Linked DNA regions of Homo sapiens: region 1 is linked to region 2. A link is a contact called in ENCODE Hi-C or POLR2A ChIA-PET data. All regions are on one chromosome and are shown on one strand. The core of a region is the stretch at or near the end of the contact, and the rest is flanking DNA. Distances in the headings are between cores, read along the strand shown. Region 1 overlaps LRMDA (leucine rich melanocyte differentiation associated). Region 2 holds the start of ZNF503 (zinc finger protein 503).

Region 1 (6,606 bases), core at 1,395-3,894, 750 kb after region 2:
TTCTCTGCATTGGTTATTCTAGTTATCCATTCGTCTAATTTTTTTTCAAAACTTTTAACTTCTTTGCTATTGGTTCGAATTTCCTCCTGTAGCTCAGAGTAGTTTGATCGTCTGAAGCCTTCTTCTCTCAACTCGTCAAAGTCATTCTCCATCCAGCTTTGTTCCGTTGCTGGTGAGGAGCTGCGTTCCTTCGGAGGAGGAGAGGCACTCTGCTTTTTAGAGTTTCCAGTTTTTCTGGTCTGTTTTTTTCCCATCTTTGTGGTTTTATCTACCTTTGGTCTTTGATGATGGTGACGTACAGATGCACTTTTTGTGTGGATGTCCTTTCTGTTTGTTAGTTTTCCTTCTAACAGACTGGACCCTCAGCTGCAGGTCTGTTGGAGTTTGCTAGAGGTCCACTCTAGACCCTGTTTGCCTGGGTATCACCAGTGGTGGCTGCAGAACAGCGGATATTGGTGAACTGCAAATGCTGCTGCCTGGTTGTTCCTCTGGAAGTTTTGTCTCAGAGGAGTACCCGGCCGTGTGAGGTGTCAGTCTGCCCCTACTGGGGGGTGCCTCCCCGTTAGGCTACTCGGAAGTCAGGGACCCACTTGAGGAGGCAGTCTGTCTGTTCTCAGATCTCAAGCTGCGTGCTGGGAGAACCACTACTCTCTTCAAAGCTGTCAGAGAGGGACATTTAAGTCTGCAGAGGTTACTGCTATCTTTTTGTTTGTCTGTGCCCTGCCCCCAGAGGTGGAGCCTACAGAGGCAGGCAGGCCTCCTTGAGCTGTGGTGAGCTCCACCCAGTTCTAGCTTCCCGGCTGCTTTGTTTACCTAATCAAACAACTAACTGGGCAATGGCGGGAACCCCTCCCCCAACCTCGCTGCCGCCTTGCAGTTTGATCTCAGACTGCTGTGCTAGCAATGAGCGACACACGGTGGGCATAGGACCCTCCGAGCCATGTGTGGGATATAATCTCCTGGTGTGCCATTTTTTAAGCCCATTGGAAAAGCACAGTATTAGGGTGGGAGTGACCCGATTTTCTAGGTGCCATCTGTCACCCCTTTCTTTGACTAGGAAAGGGAATTCCCTGACCCCTTGCACTTCCTGGGTGAGGCGATGCCTTCCCCTGCTACTGCTCGTGCACAGTGCGCTGCACCCACTGTCCTGCACCTACTCTCTGGCACTCCCCAGTGAGATGAACCCGGTACCTCAGTTGGAAATGCAGAAATCACCCATCTTCTGTGTTGCTCACGCTCGGAGCTGTAGATCGGAGGTGTTCCTTTTCGGCCATCTTGGCTCCTCCGTTATTATCTTTACTGTTGCTTATTTTGAACAGGCCTACAAGCATCTCCTGGTGCACATGACCTAGAGTTTCTCTTGGAATAGAGTCGCTGAGTCTTTAGTTATGCATACTTTTAACTTTACTAGAAAATACCAATCTGTTTTCCAAACAGTTGTTCTAGTTTAACATTCCCACCAGCAAAATAGTAGAGTTTCTGTGTATATACATTTTCTCCAGCACTTCTTATTGTCCAATTTATTATTTTTGAGGACAATTAAGTGGGTGTAAAGTGGTATCCCCTAGAATTTTGGTTTGAATGTTCATCTTCCCTTAGGTGATTTTTCCAGAACTGGAATTCTGTATCTCCTTTGCACTAACAAAGCAGTAGATTACTGTAAAGCTATAAAACACAAATTAAATAATATGATCATCTGTAATGCAGCAGTCAAGGAGTGATTAGGATGTGCTGTGAGGACGGAAGAGAAGTCATTCTTACAGTGCAGTAGAAAAAGCCTTGGTCTTGAATCAGGAGAGTCAGTGCCTGGTCCTAGCTCTGTAAGTGATTGGCTGAGTGACTCACATGAAAACCTCATTTTTCAGTGTTTCCATTTCCTCATCTGTTATTTAAGGGTGTTGATCACAGAGAGTATGCTCTGGTCTACATTTTTGTCATTTAGTAAATCATAATCATCACATTCTTTTGGGTGTTTCTTTAAAGCATTTGGCCTCCATTTTCTCAGGTGATATTTCCAATACCTAAGTAATGTAGGCAGAGAAAAGATGAAATAAAAGCCTACAAATTTTGGCAGGGGTCTCCGTAGTGTGACTGTGGGGAGACCAGGAAGCTCCTCAAGCCCATAAATATCTCTGTTCTGGCCTCCCTTAGAGCCTAAAACTCCACAATTACTGTTTCACTGCTATAGTTCTTGAATGCCTTTGGGTCTGTTGGAGTCTTCCATTAAAATGCAAATGTCCCTGGAGGGGGTGGGGAGAGCCTTTAAGCTCATTATCACCTAAATCTTCCACAGGGATTAATTGATCAGATCCTTCCCCATCAGACACCTGGTTGGAAACAGAGCCTGTGGGAATGGGCACCTGGTTGATGAGGGGAAGCCCTGGGAGGGAGAAGAAAGGTTATAAAGAGAGAGGTGGACCAACCAGGGCTCCCTAGGGTTTGGCCATTTGCTGCTTCCCACAGGCTCATCTCTAGCCAGAAGCTCAAAATCCAGCTGGTCAAACACACTGGGCTACTGCTGTCTCCTTGGGGGGAAGTTTCCTCTTAGAACTAACTAAAGGCTGCCAACCAGCGGCAAACCCTCCTGTGTCTGCAAATGGCTGCCAAAAGCCCCTCCGCGCTACACACTTCTGTGGCAGATGCCTCTGAGCAGCCTTCTTTATGAGTCAGTGCTAAAGCCTAGCCCAGGTTCTAATGTGGCCACTCTGAGGCGTGGACAGGCCTTGTCAAAGGCTGGGCATGCGTGTGGGTGCCTCATCTGCTTTGTTTGACATCCAAACAACTCTTTTAAAATGTGGCTCTAGCCCCACCTCACAAAGGGGGCCTGAAGGGTGTTGTGGAATGTGCTTGGACCTGCTCTGTTTTCTTTCGGTCACCCACACAAAAATGTGCCTTCCCCTCCCCTGCCAGGAAACTCCCTCAGCAATGCATGGTTTTGCCTCCGCTGACCCTGGCCCCTTAACATGTCAGAATGTTAATAAAACACTACGGCTGTCATAACGCAAGGTTAAATGAAGTCTTCACAACCTGTCCATTAAGCGGATGTTTGTGTGTGTGGCTTTCTGCAGCTTCTCTCTGGATACAGCCTGTCTCAGTTTGTGGGCAGTCGATCGAGCCTTGGGCCTTTGTCTTTGTTCACTGTTGTGTTTAAATCCCCCCCATTCATTAATCATCCCTTTGCCTATTTATACCGGTGGCAAGGATAGCGAACACACTTAACGTCTGCTTTTGTTTTGGTGGCACCCTTTGTGAGGACCAAGGCAGAGCTAATTATTAACTGCGAAAAGACGTTAAAACTTTTAGATAAGCGCCAAATGCTGCATCCACTGAGACGCAGTTTTGTTTAAACCTTCGAGAGCTTGCGGCCAAGCAACTGGGGTGGCTTTATTTAGCTTTGAGTCCAGGGGAGTGATGCCAGTGCTCAGATAATTAATAGAGGCTCTCCATTAAGACCCAGCCGGGCAGCAGAATCCAAGCGCCCTGTATGCACCTCTGAACACCCAGCTGGGTCATCCAGACCTGAGCAGGCACAGGCAGGGGTGGCAGCTTCAGACGTAGGGCTCAAGGGGGCTCCTCCAACCTATATGTTTACATTTCCTGTGTACATTTCCTGTGAAGATCTTCGTTGTCAGCTTTTGGTGACTTTTACACCCTCCAGTAGGATCCTGATTTTCCTTTGCTGTTGGACATTTTGTGGAGCCAACTATTTTAGGTACAGCTATATCAGCTTATTAAACAGTTATGCGGCTTGCTACTGTTCTTCTGAAAGAGGTCTCCCCGACCACGTTTTCTAAAGCAGTTGCCTAAGCCCACAGCCATCCCTCAGTTACCTCTATTCCATTACCCAGTTTTTTTTTCCCCTCCAAGGCATCTGTCGCTATTTGAAATAATCGTATTTGTTTGTATTTCTTGTCTGTTTGATACTAGAATGTAAACCTCTTGTATCCTTTGCACTTAGCTCTTGATCGTCGCCTGGCACATATCAGGGGCCAAACAGATATTTATTTTATGTGTGGGGGAGGAAAAAAATATATTTCCCTCTACCCATTCTAGGCTCATTGGCCAGGGCCCTGTAAATTAGATTGCCAAAAGATAGGTTAACAAGAGAAAAGTATTTTTTGTTGTTGTTGTAAATTTTATTTTTGAATTGCATTTTTTCCTGCTGATACATGAAAAAGCAATTTTTTGTTTTCATATTATACACAACATCCTAACTTAACTTTTGTTTATTTACTAGTTTGCATTTCTTAAGTAGACAGTCATATTATCTACAAGCAAAAGATTTGTTTCTTCCTTTCCAATCCTTATAGTTTTTATTGCTTTTTCTTATCTTATTACACTATATAGGACCTCCAGTGTAATGTAGGATAAAGTAGTAATGGAATTATATCCCAAAAGTTTTCTTAAAAATAAAGAAAGCCCACATTACTAGTTTACCCACATAATAAAATTTCTTAGAACCACATAATAAAATTTCTTAGAACATAAAATTCTTCGTTTTTAAGTATCCAATTCATTGGTTTTTAGCATATCCACAAGGTTGTGCAACTGTCACCACTATTCAATCAAAAACATTTCCGTCATTCCAAAGAGACACCCCTTAACCATTTATACTTACTCCCAATCTGCCTCTTCCTTCAGCCCCTGATAACCTTAATCAACTTTCTGTCTCTATAGATTTGCCTATTCTTGGCATTTTATACAAATGTAGTCATACAACATGTAGCCTTTCATGTCTGGCTTCTTTCATTTGGCATAGTGTTTTCAAGGATGATTCTTATTGTATCATAAATCAGAACTTCCTTTCCTTTTTATGGGTAAATAATATTCCATTGTATAGATATACCATATTTTATCTATCCATTAATCAGTTGATGGACATTTTGGTTATTTCTACATTTTGGCTATGATGAATAATGAATAATGCTGCTATTAATATTTTTTGTATACGTTTTTGTGTGAATATGTTTTTCAGTATCTTGATTATATACTTAGGAGTGGAATTTCTGGGTCATATGGTAACTCTATGTTTAATTTTTTGGGGAACCACCCAGCTGTTTTCCATAGGTAGTGCCATTTTACACATTTCCACTAGCAATACATGAGAGTTTCAATTTCTCTACATCTTCACCACTACTTGTTATTTTTTCTTACAGTGATCCTGTGGGTGTGAAACAGTATCTCTTTTGGCTTTCATTTGTACTACTCTAAAGACTAATGAAGTTGAGCATCTTTTCATGTGCTCTTTGATTATTTGTATATCTTCTTTAAAAAACTGTCTATTCACATTTTTTGGCTTTTTTTTTTGAGACAGAGTATCACTCTGTAGTCCAGGCTGGTGTGCAGTGGCGTGATCTCGGCTCACTGCAACCTCCACCTCCTGGATTCAAGCAATTCTTCTGCCTCAGCCTCCCAAGTAGCTGGGATTATAGGCATCCGCCACCACGTCCAGCTAATTTTTGTATTTTTAGTAGAGACGGGGTTTCACCATGTTGGTCATGCTGGTCTCGAACTCCTGACCTCGTGATCTGCCCACCTCGGCCTCCCAAAGTGCTGGGATTACAGGCATGAGCCACCACGCCTGGCCTTTTTTGGCTATTTTTAAATTGAGTTATTTGTCTTTATATTGTTGAGTTACAAGAGTTCTTTATATATTCTGGATACTAAACCTTTATCAGATAAATGGTTTCTAAATATTTTCACCCATTCTATAGGTTGTATTTTTGGTTTCTTGGTAGTATTTCTGATAAACAAAATTTTTAATTTTGATGAAATTCAATGTATTTATTGTTTTCTTTGATGGCTTGTACTTTTGGTGTTACATCTAAGAAACTATTGACTAATCCAAGGTCATGAAGATACACACCTGTGTGCTCCTCTAAGAATTTTGTATCTTTGGCTTATTCATTTAGGTCTTTTATTAAGTTTGGATTTTGTATATGGTGTGAGGTAGGGTGGGTCCAAATGTAGTCTTTTGCATGTGGATATCCAGTTCTCCCAGTATTATATGTTGAAGAGACTGGAGAGTGGGCATTCTTGTCAGGTTCTTGATTTTAAAAGGAATGTATGCTGTTAGATTTTTTAAATGTAATATTTATCAGATAAAAGTATTCTATATAATTATGATAATCTAAGAGTTTAAATCACATACTAGCCTCTTCACTGGAATGTGAGAACCAATGTCATTCCCTTCATTAGGGGTGCAGTCCTGGGATATAACCTTGGCAATAGAAATTTAGTGCTTCCTGTACCTAGAACAGTCACGAAACAAGATAAAGAGAAGGTACCTATTGCTAGTCCTGTTCAGCAGAGTGACTATTCCTGAGACTTGGCTAGCTCATAGATCTTAACTTTTGTGCCTGCTTCAAATGTTGGCAGTGGCCATATGGACTGTTGTGTTTAGAAGTCTTAGGTTGCTCTGATATCACAGCGATTGATTAATGATATCTGAAACCTGCATGAAAAGAGATAGGCAATATAGATATGACACATTTGCCATTCTTGTATTGGTCCCTCTTTCTCTGTCAGATCTGTCGTACTTGACCCTTTTTACATTAAATTGCTCTGTGGATAGAACCCCTTTTCTTTCTTGATCATTGGATTTGG
Region 2 (6,844 bases), core at 16-2,515:
GGCGCAATTCTAGGCGGCACCCCCTCTTCAACACCCACTCACAAACATTCTCGCCGTTGGGAAAGGCAGCAGATTGCTCCCCCCGCCCAACCACCACCCCCAGCAGCATCTTTCCTGCCCTCTCTGAGCGCTAACTAGATTTTTAAAGAGCAAAATGTTTTGGTTTTCGGTTCCTAGACCCAGAACTGTACCCCCTCCCCACAAACACTCCTTAATTCTTCAGAGTAAGGGCTCGGGCGGCTGGCGCCTCAGAGGCTGTGTGCACACACTGGCTTCTGCGGATACGAAGGACGGCGACTTTGGAACCGTATTTCAGACCTCCGCCTGCCTTCGGTGCCGAGTGAAGGGGCCTGGGTCGGGGTAGGGGCTTTCATATCGAAAGGAGAAACAAGTATTGGCAGCCTTGCTCCCTAGCATGCACGCCCCATTCCACTTCCTCCCCCTTTTCCGCCCTAGTTTTGAGGTACGGAAGCAGTAGCCTCTTCCCCCATTCGGGAGCTGAATCACTCCGACCCCCCCACCTCCGCCCAGATCCCGAGAAAAAGAAAGCCCTAGGGTGGCAGCCAGGGTAGTGGTCCCAGTGCGATCCAGAGAGAGGGTCCTTACCTCGATGGGGCTGACCGGCGTGGAAGGCAGGGGCTGCAGGTACTCGGGGTGCAAAATGTGGCCAGTTCGTGCCGTCAGCATCTTCAGCACCTTGATTGGCAGGCGGTTGGCCTGGCGCAGGGGGTCAGAGGGGGGCACGGCGTGCACAAAAGGCTTGGTGCTGCCGGCCGGGGACGAGCCTGGGCCGGGGCCGGAGCTATTTCCAGAGAGCGCGCTGGTCCAGGCAGGGTCTGCACCGCCGCCTCCGCCTCCGCCGCCGCCGCCGCCGCTGTGCTTACTGCTTCTTAGGGCAGAAAGCGAGGGCGCTGTGCTCATGACCCACCCGCGCGCATGGGAGCAGCGGGGGGGAGGGCTCCGGGAGGCGCGGGGCGGGCTCGGGGCTGCGCGCTCGCCCCGGGAGCAGGAGCAGCGGGAGGAGGAGGAGCTGGCGCGGCGGCCACGGGCGCCCAGCGCGCCTTCTCGGCGCCTGGAGCCAGACGCGAGTAATCCTGGGTGGCCCGCAGCGGAGCCGTGGCCGGGCTAGAGGAGCCGGCTGGACTGCGGGAGTGCCGGGCGGCTCGCGGTGTCCGCCTCGGGCTGCTCCCCTGCGCTGCGTTCTCGCGGCCCCGCGCCGGCGCTGCGCTCTGCGATGCGAGCCGCTGCGTGTCCAGCCGGGGCTCTGGCGAGGAAACTCACTTCAAAAGCAGCTGCACCAAGGGGGAGATTAAAGCCTTTGCCGCCTTCCAATCAAATGGGAGCCCGAGGTGATTGGAGGGTCAAGGGGATGTGACGCGTCCCGCGCCGCCGCCGCCGCCGCTGCCAGGACTCTCAGTGCCGGTTTTAATGGGCAGCTCCCTCTTCGCCGCCCCCCTGTGTGTCCCCTCCCTCGATTTCGCTGGGAGGACGAGATGGACATTTATTCTACGTTTGCCATCCGCCGCCTCCCTCTTTTTTCCTCCTCGTCGTTCTTCCTTTCCCCAGCTCGAAAATAAACTGAAACCTTCTTTTGAAGGGGGGTGCGCGTGAGGAACAGACTGCGGGGGGTGTCCAGAAGGAGCACCGGTGGGAGTGTGGACACCGGCCGGACTGTCAACTCCAGGGGCGAAGGGAACCTGCACACCCAGTGTTTTTTCCTTCGCAGTAATCGAGATCCCGCGCGGCGCAGCGCAGCCACCAGGGTAAGAAGGCAAGGTGGGGAGCCGGAGCTGGAAGAAGCCCGCCCGCCCGCTCTAATTTCCTCAGATTCCGCGGCGGAGAAACCAGAAGCTAGATGGGCAGTCGCAGCGGCGGCGGCTCAACACCGCGAGGAGCGCTGGGCTCTCCGCCCTTCCCGGCCACGTGACGCCCGGGGACGCGTAGATTGGGGCAGCAGCGGGGGTCACATGTTTCCTCTGTTTCACCCTCAGTCTGTCCCCCAACCCCCCATTCTTACTCTCCCACCCTGTTTTCCTCCCTCCCCCCCTTCTTTGGGCATCTCCACCCCTCCATCAATTGTCAATGTTCCTCGACCGCAATCAATCAGTTATTTGTCAGCTCTTGTCAATCCTCCCGTGATTTATGTCAGCTTTTGTTGCTGATTACAAGGCGGGTGCGACTTGAAGGGAAAAAGAGAGAGGGAGAGAGAGACGGAGAGGAAGGAGGAGATTGAGAGGGAACTGGAGGAGGGGAAAAGAGGAGCGGCCTCCTGGGATGGGGGTGGGGTGGGGGCTCTAAGAAAAAGAATGAAAGAGGCGCACGGTGTCAGGAAAATGAATAGCGAGAGTAAAGTGCGCAGGTGCGCCCAGGGCGCCGAGAGGGGCGCGCAGGCCTGGAGTGTGCGCCTGCCCTCTCGGTGTCGGAGAGACGCCCTTCCACCTCTGGGAGCCTCGGTCTGTTGGGGTCGCGGAGTTCGGGCGCGGCTCCGGGTACCCGAGACCAGCGGCGGCAACTTCTAACACGGGAGATTTCCCGCCACCCCACCCCGCCGCCGCGAGTCCTCGCGGGGCGTGTTGCGTGCGGAGGTCAGGCTGCCACCCTCTGTAGTTCCCTAACCCCAAACTCGGAGACTTCTAAGAGCCACACCACCAAGGAACTTCTAGTCCTGGAGGTCAATGGTGGGGCAAACCTCGCCTCAATTCTTTGACCCCCTCGGGTCGTAAGCAGGGCTAAGAGGCTGCGAAGAAGAGGCCTGGCCATGGGTGTATGGGGGAAGAAACATCTCAGGCTCACTCATGCCCCCTCCCCGACCTTCTCCCACCTGCCGCCATCCCCGCAGGCTGGGGAGCCAGGGTAACTCGGGGCTGCTCTCTCGAATTTATTGGAACGCCGAGTCGGAATGAGCTGCGCTAGGAGAGCCGAGGGAAGGAGCGAGAGAGGGAGGGGGCGGCTGCCTGTGGGAACGCGGGTTCTTCCAGGGAAGCGGAGCGGGACTGCCGCGTTCCCCTCGATTTGCACCGTCACTCGGGTTGTTTGGGAAGAAAAGGGGAGGCGCTGTGCGTGCCACCGGGTACCTGGACCTGGATGCCCAGTGTGTATGCATGCCTGTGGCGCTGCGTGAGTTATCGGGGCTCTGATAGCGTCCGGAGCGGGTTCGAGGGTCTCCTCCAGGAACTCGCAGAAATTAGAGGGGGTGGGGAGGAGGACACACCCCCTTCCTCGGAACGACTTAGAAGACTTTGAATCTCCCCTCCTCCGCTTTTCCGCCCCGGCTCTTCTTTTGTTGTCAAGTCCTTTTGATAAATGGTGGGGCTGGGAGCTCTGGGAGTCGGGAGCCAGTCTGTGCCCGCGTGGGGGGCGGGGGCCGAGCCTGGAGACCCGGTTTCGACCGGCGCGCACCTGGGGCTGAGCCGGGTGCGCGCGGGGGTCGGGTCTGGAACTGCCCTTGGTATGCTCGCCCTCTCCTCTTGGCCCATCTCACTCCCCTCCCCCACCTGACTCCCCTCCCCGGCTTCTTTCTCTGTCTCCCACTCCGCACGGGTACCGAGAACTTTCCGGGGTGAGTTTTAGAATTTGCTCCTAGGCATTCTTTTTCTGCGTTTGGATTTTATCCCTTGATTCTTTGGGTTGGTAAACTTTATGAAATGGTAACTTGACTGAAGCTCATTTGGAGAGAAGAGGGGAGTGAGGCGGTGTGTGCTTGGGGCTGGTGTTTGTCAGTGTGAGCGTGTAAGAGCACACCTGCATTCAAGGGGGTTTGTAGTGTCCGTGCGACATCTGAGGGAGGTGAGTCGGCGAGCGGGTGGCGAGGCCCCACGCTGAGGGAGGCGGTTGTCTGGTCTCCGGGGAGCAAGTCCCAGGTGCGCGTTTCGGAGGGCGGGACAGTCCTACGCTGTCTCTGCGGGGCAGCGCGTCTGTGAAGCACTCTTATCCTTCGGGTGTGTCCATGTGTGCCTGGTTACTGAGTGCGCGGCCGTCTAGGTGTCGACCCAACCAATGGTAGTGCTCCTAACGCCGCGAGCCCACCTTTGGGCCGCTATCGCCGCGGCCTCCCCGCGAGGCCCGGGCACTGAAATTCTGGGGCCTGCGACAGGGCCGGGGGGGACGCAGCCAAGGGCGTCCCTCCCCAGCCTCCAGACTCAGCTCTTCCCCCTCTCCTCTAATTCCAGCAGCTTATTACGCCGGCGGCTCAGGGGAGGCAGCCTCAGCACCTGAAGCCTGGGGGGGCCGTGGAGTGGCTCCTGCGTCCCCCGGTGTGGCCACACACGCTCGTGGGGCTGCGCTGTGCTGCGTGGGTGCGGGTCGTGGTCAGCGTGCGTTCGCTTTTCTCAAAACTCCACTCCGAGGGTCCGAGCGCATGGGGGCGCCTGGGGGCCTGCGCGCCCGGGGCTTTTGGGAGGCGCCAGCGTCCGAGCCTGCGCACCTCGCGCAGGAGGCCAAACCCCCGAAGGCCGGCGCGGGCCCGGGAGTGGGGGCCATTAATTACTCTGCGCCAGGCCTAAAGCCTCCAACCCCCAGCAGCAGTTGGCGTGGATGTCCTGCGGATTTTATTTGCAAACAATGGAAATGATTTGTTTTCTCTAAAAAAGGAGTGGGCAAGGCAGATATTGGAGGAGGGGGTGGGAGGAGGAGAAGGAAGGGGAAAGAGCTGAGGAAAAAAGTTTGAAAATGCCTTGAACTATTCACTGTCGAGATGGCTAATCAGTATTGAGGCCGGAGGGCAGGCGGGCCGCCTTTCACCGCCGCTTCCCTTTCATCTCGGGCTCGGCGGAGGCGCTCAATTAAAAGCCTATCAGTTTGTAAGTAAATCAACGCCTATCAGAGTTGTCACATCAAACAAAACGATTATTATTGCAGCCCGCCTCCCCTATTAATCTCCCTCGAAGATAATCCGCCTGACAGGTCAGGCCCGGCGAGCTGGAAAGCCTGGCCCAGAGCACCCAAACAGTCCCGGACTGGCGCGCGCCCCCGGGGGCCTCCCCACCCCTGTCCTGCCCCGCCTCGCGGTCCCTGGGAGCGGGGAGAGAAAGCGCGCGCGGAGGCCTCTGCACCCAGGTCCGCCCCACCTGACTGGGAGCAAGGCCCAGATTCGCGGGGCCAGTAGGGGACAGTCCCGCGCGGCCCTCGCCGCTGCTCGGGGCAGGGGAGAAGCCTGGCGTGCAGGAGCCGCGGCCCGGCCCGGGGTCTCGCCACGGCCTGCGCTCTCCTCGGCTCTCATTTATTTTCTTCCTCCCTTCTTTTTGTTTTCTCTCCCGCGTCTTTCTGGGCTCCCCCATCTTTTTCCTTCATTTCCTTTTCCTTTTCCCTTTTTTTTACTTGCCAGGGAGTATTTCCCATTCTGGCTCTCTCTTCTTGGTGTGCCGTATAAACCTTTCTTGCGCAGCCACACTGCCTGGAGTAGGATGTTCTCAGGGCCCGGGTTATTTCTCCCGGGTTGCCCCAGGAGTGTGCAGTTCCCAGAAACTCATGGCAAAGTCCTCTATAATCTCTTTCCGAGCAGGGGCTCTGAGAAGCTCTGCGCCTGTTTAAGGGTTGGGTGGGTTTGGAGGGGTGAAGAGGAAAAAGAGGGAGAGAGACTGGTGGACAGTTGTCCTATTCTGGAATTAGTATTTTGCCTTGGAATTTCATAGCTGTAACGTTGCCGACCTCGCTGTTGGCGTTGCCCGGGCTTTTCAAATATGTAGATAAGACTCAAGGGGGCATCCAGGCCTCAGTAGTGACTATGTGTGTGTGGGTGGGTGCCTGATACAAGTAAATACACCCAGATAACTGCCTCTGTGGCCTCAAGTTAGTGTCCCAAGAGTTTGGGTGGGGCCTCGCTTCTAGAAGGCGCAAAAATCGTGGCCTTCTTCCCAGTGGCCTCCGGCTTCCTGCTTTGGGATGCCTCGGAATCGAGCCGGACCCGCCTTTTTCTGCGCTCTTCCTCCACATCTGTAGGCCCAAACGGCCACTGCCGGAGCCAGGTGGAGCCAGGATTGAGGGGTAGCTGAAGTGTCTGTGACGAAAGGGCTGCCCGAGGGAGCCCAGGCCTGCCACCTCATATGTCGGGTTCAGTGCGCCGCGAAGGCTCTCCGCGCCTGTATCTCGGAGGACCCCCAGAGCGCTGCAGTATTGGGCGTCAGGGCCGAGCCTCTCGCAGCAGTCACGCCGCAGTCCGAGGCCACGGACATCCAATAGAGCCCACTTCAACTTGCATGGTGCATGGGGTCCAGGACCGGTGGCCCCCACACAGGGTTTCCCAAAGCCTCTCCATTTGTCTGCACTCTCCACTGCCGACCTTGTAGGAAATTTATTTCCATGCCCAGAAATATTGTTTGGACACAGTGGCTCGGTTATCTTCGCGCCTGCTTTTCTTAAATACATTTATTTCACCTCTGCCACGCTGCAGATATTTAAAGATCTGTAGATACCGTAACCCTCAGCGATGCGGGACTCACTCTGGTTATAGATAATATTCTCTGGGTGGTTATTTGAACATAAGTTCTATCTCCAGCCCAGATGACACCCAAGCAGGGGCTGTAAAGGACACTTGCTCTAGAATGTTTTCAACTGAAATATATGTCCACACACGGAGAATTTAAGAGTATTTTTATATTTCTCTCTAGATCTAAATATTCAGATGTGTTAATTACATGCCCTAGAAGCTGGAAGCGATCAGTGGTGTTCACACTGGACGTGGAGCTGTTTGTATAATTTTCATCTCCCTGCACTTAAACATGACTCTCAGTCTAATAAATTCAACCTTGTCATTTTTAGAATCGACGGGATTTCTCTGGCTGTCGTTTGCGCTGCATTTATCCGAATACATCCAGCTCGCAGGCATCCTGCAAGAAACGGCTCCCGG

The links. A loop is a pair of places that touch in the nucleus more often than their neighbours do. ChIA-PET counts read pairs that join two places held with the same protein, here RNA polymerase II (POLR2A).
Region 1: a loop to region 2 is called in a map of Caco-2, with 10 times the contacts of the local background. The contact joins the enhancer-like site here to the promoter of ZNF503 in region 2. A Hi-C loop is called at or near these places in 1 of 168 maps with a recorded cell type or tissue (Caco-2). POLR2A ChIA-PET finds 5 or more read pairs at or near these places in 2 of 52 experiments (A549 and HepG2).

The regions. Positions count from the first base shown.
Region 1 is chr10:76,147,552-76,154,157 of GRCh38, forward strand. All of the region lies in intron 5 of LRMDA (leucine rich melanocyte differentiation associated), which reads left to right. Among named protein-coding and RNA genes, the nearest start is that of MIR606, 600 kb to the left of the region's middle. RefSeq lists an enhancer at 1,991-2,899. Within about 2 kb of position 2,645, at least 7 of the 41 ENCODE cell types and tissues checked have a DNase peak (open chromatin) inside an H3K27ac peak, as active enhancers do.
Region 2 is chr10:75,400,499-75,407,342 of GRCh38, forward strand. It overlaps ZNF503 (zinc finger protein 503), which reads right to left and starts at 1,266. Exons shown (of 2, transcript NM_032772.6): 1 at 607-1,266. The coding sequence starts at 921. It overlaps ZNF503-AS2 (ZNF503 antisense RNA 2), which reads left to right and starts at 1,030. Exons shown (of 2, transcript NR_024421.1): 1 at 1,030-1,763; 2 at 6,757-6,844. RefSeq lists enhancers at 268-768, 4,230-4,970, 4,308-5,383, 4,971-5,711, 5,712-6,451 and 1 more.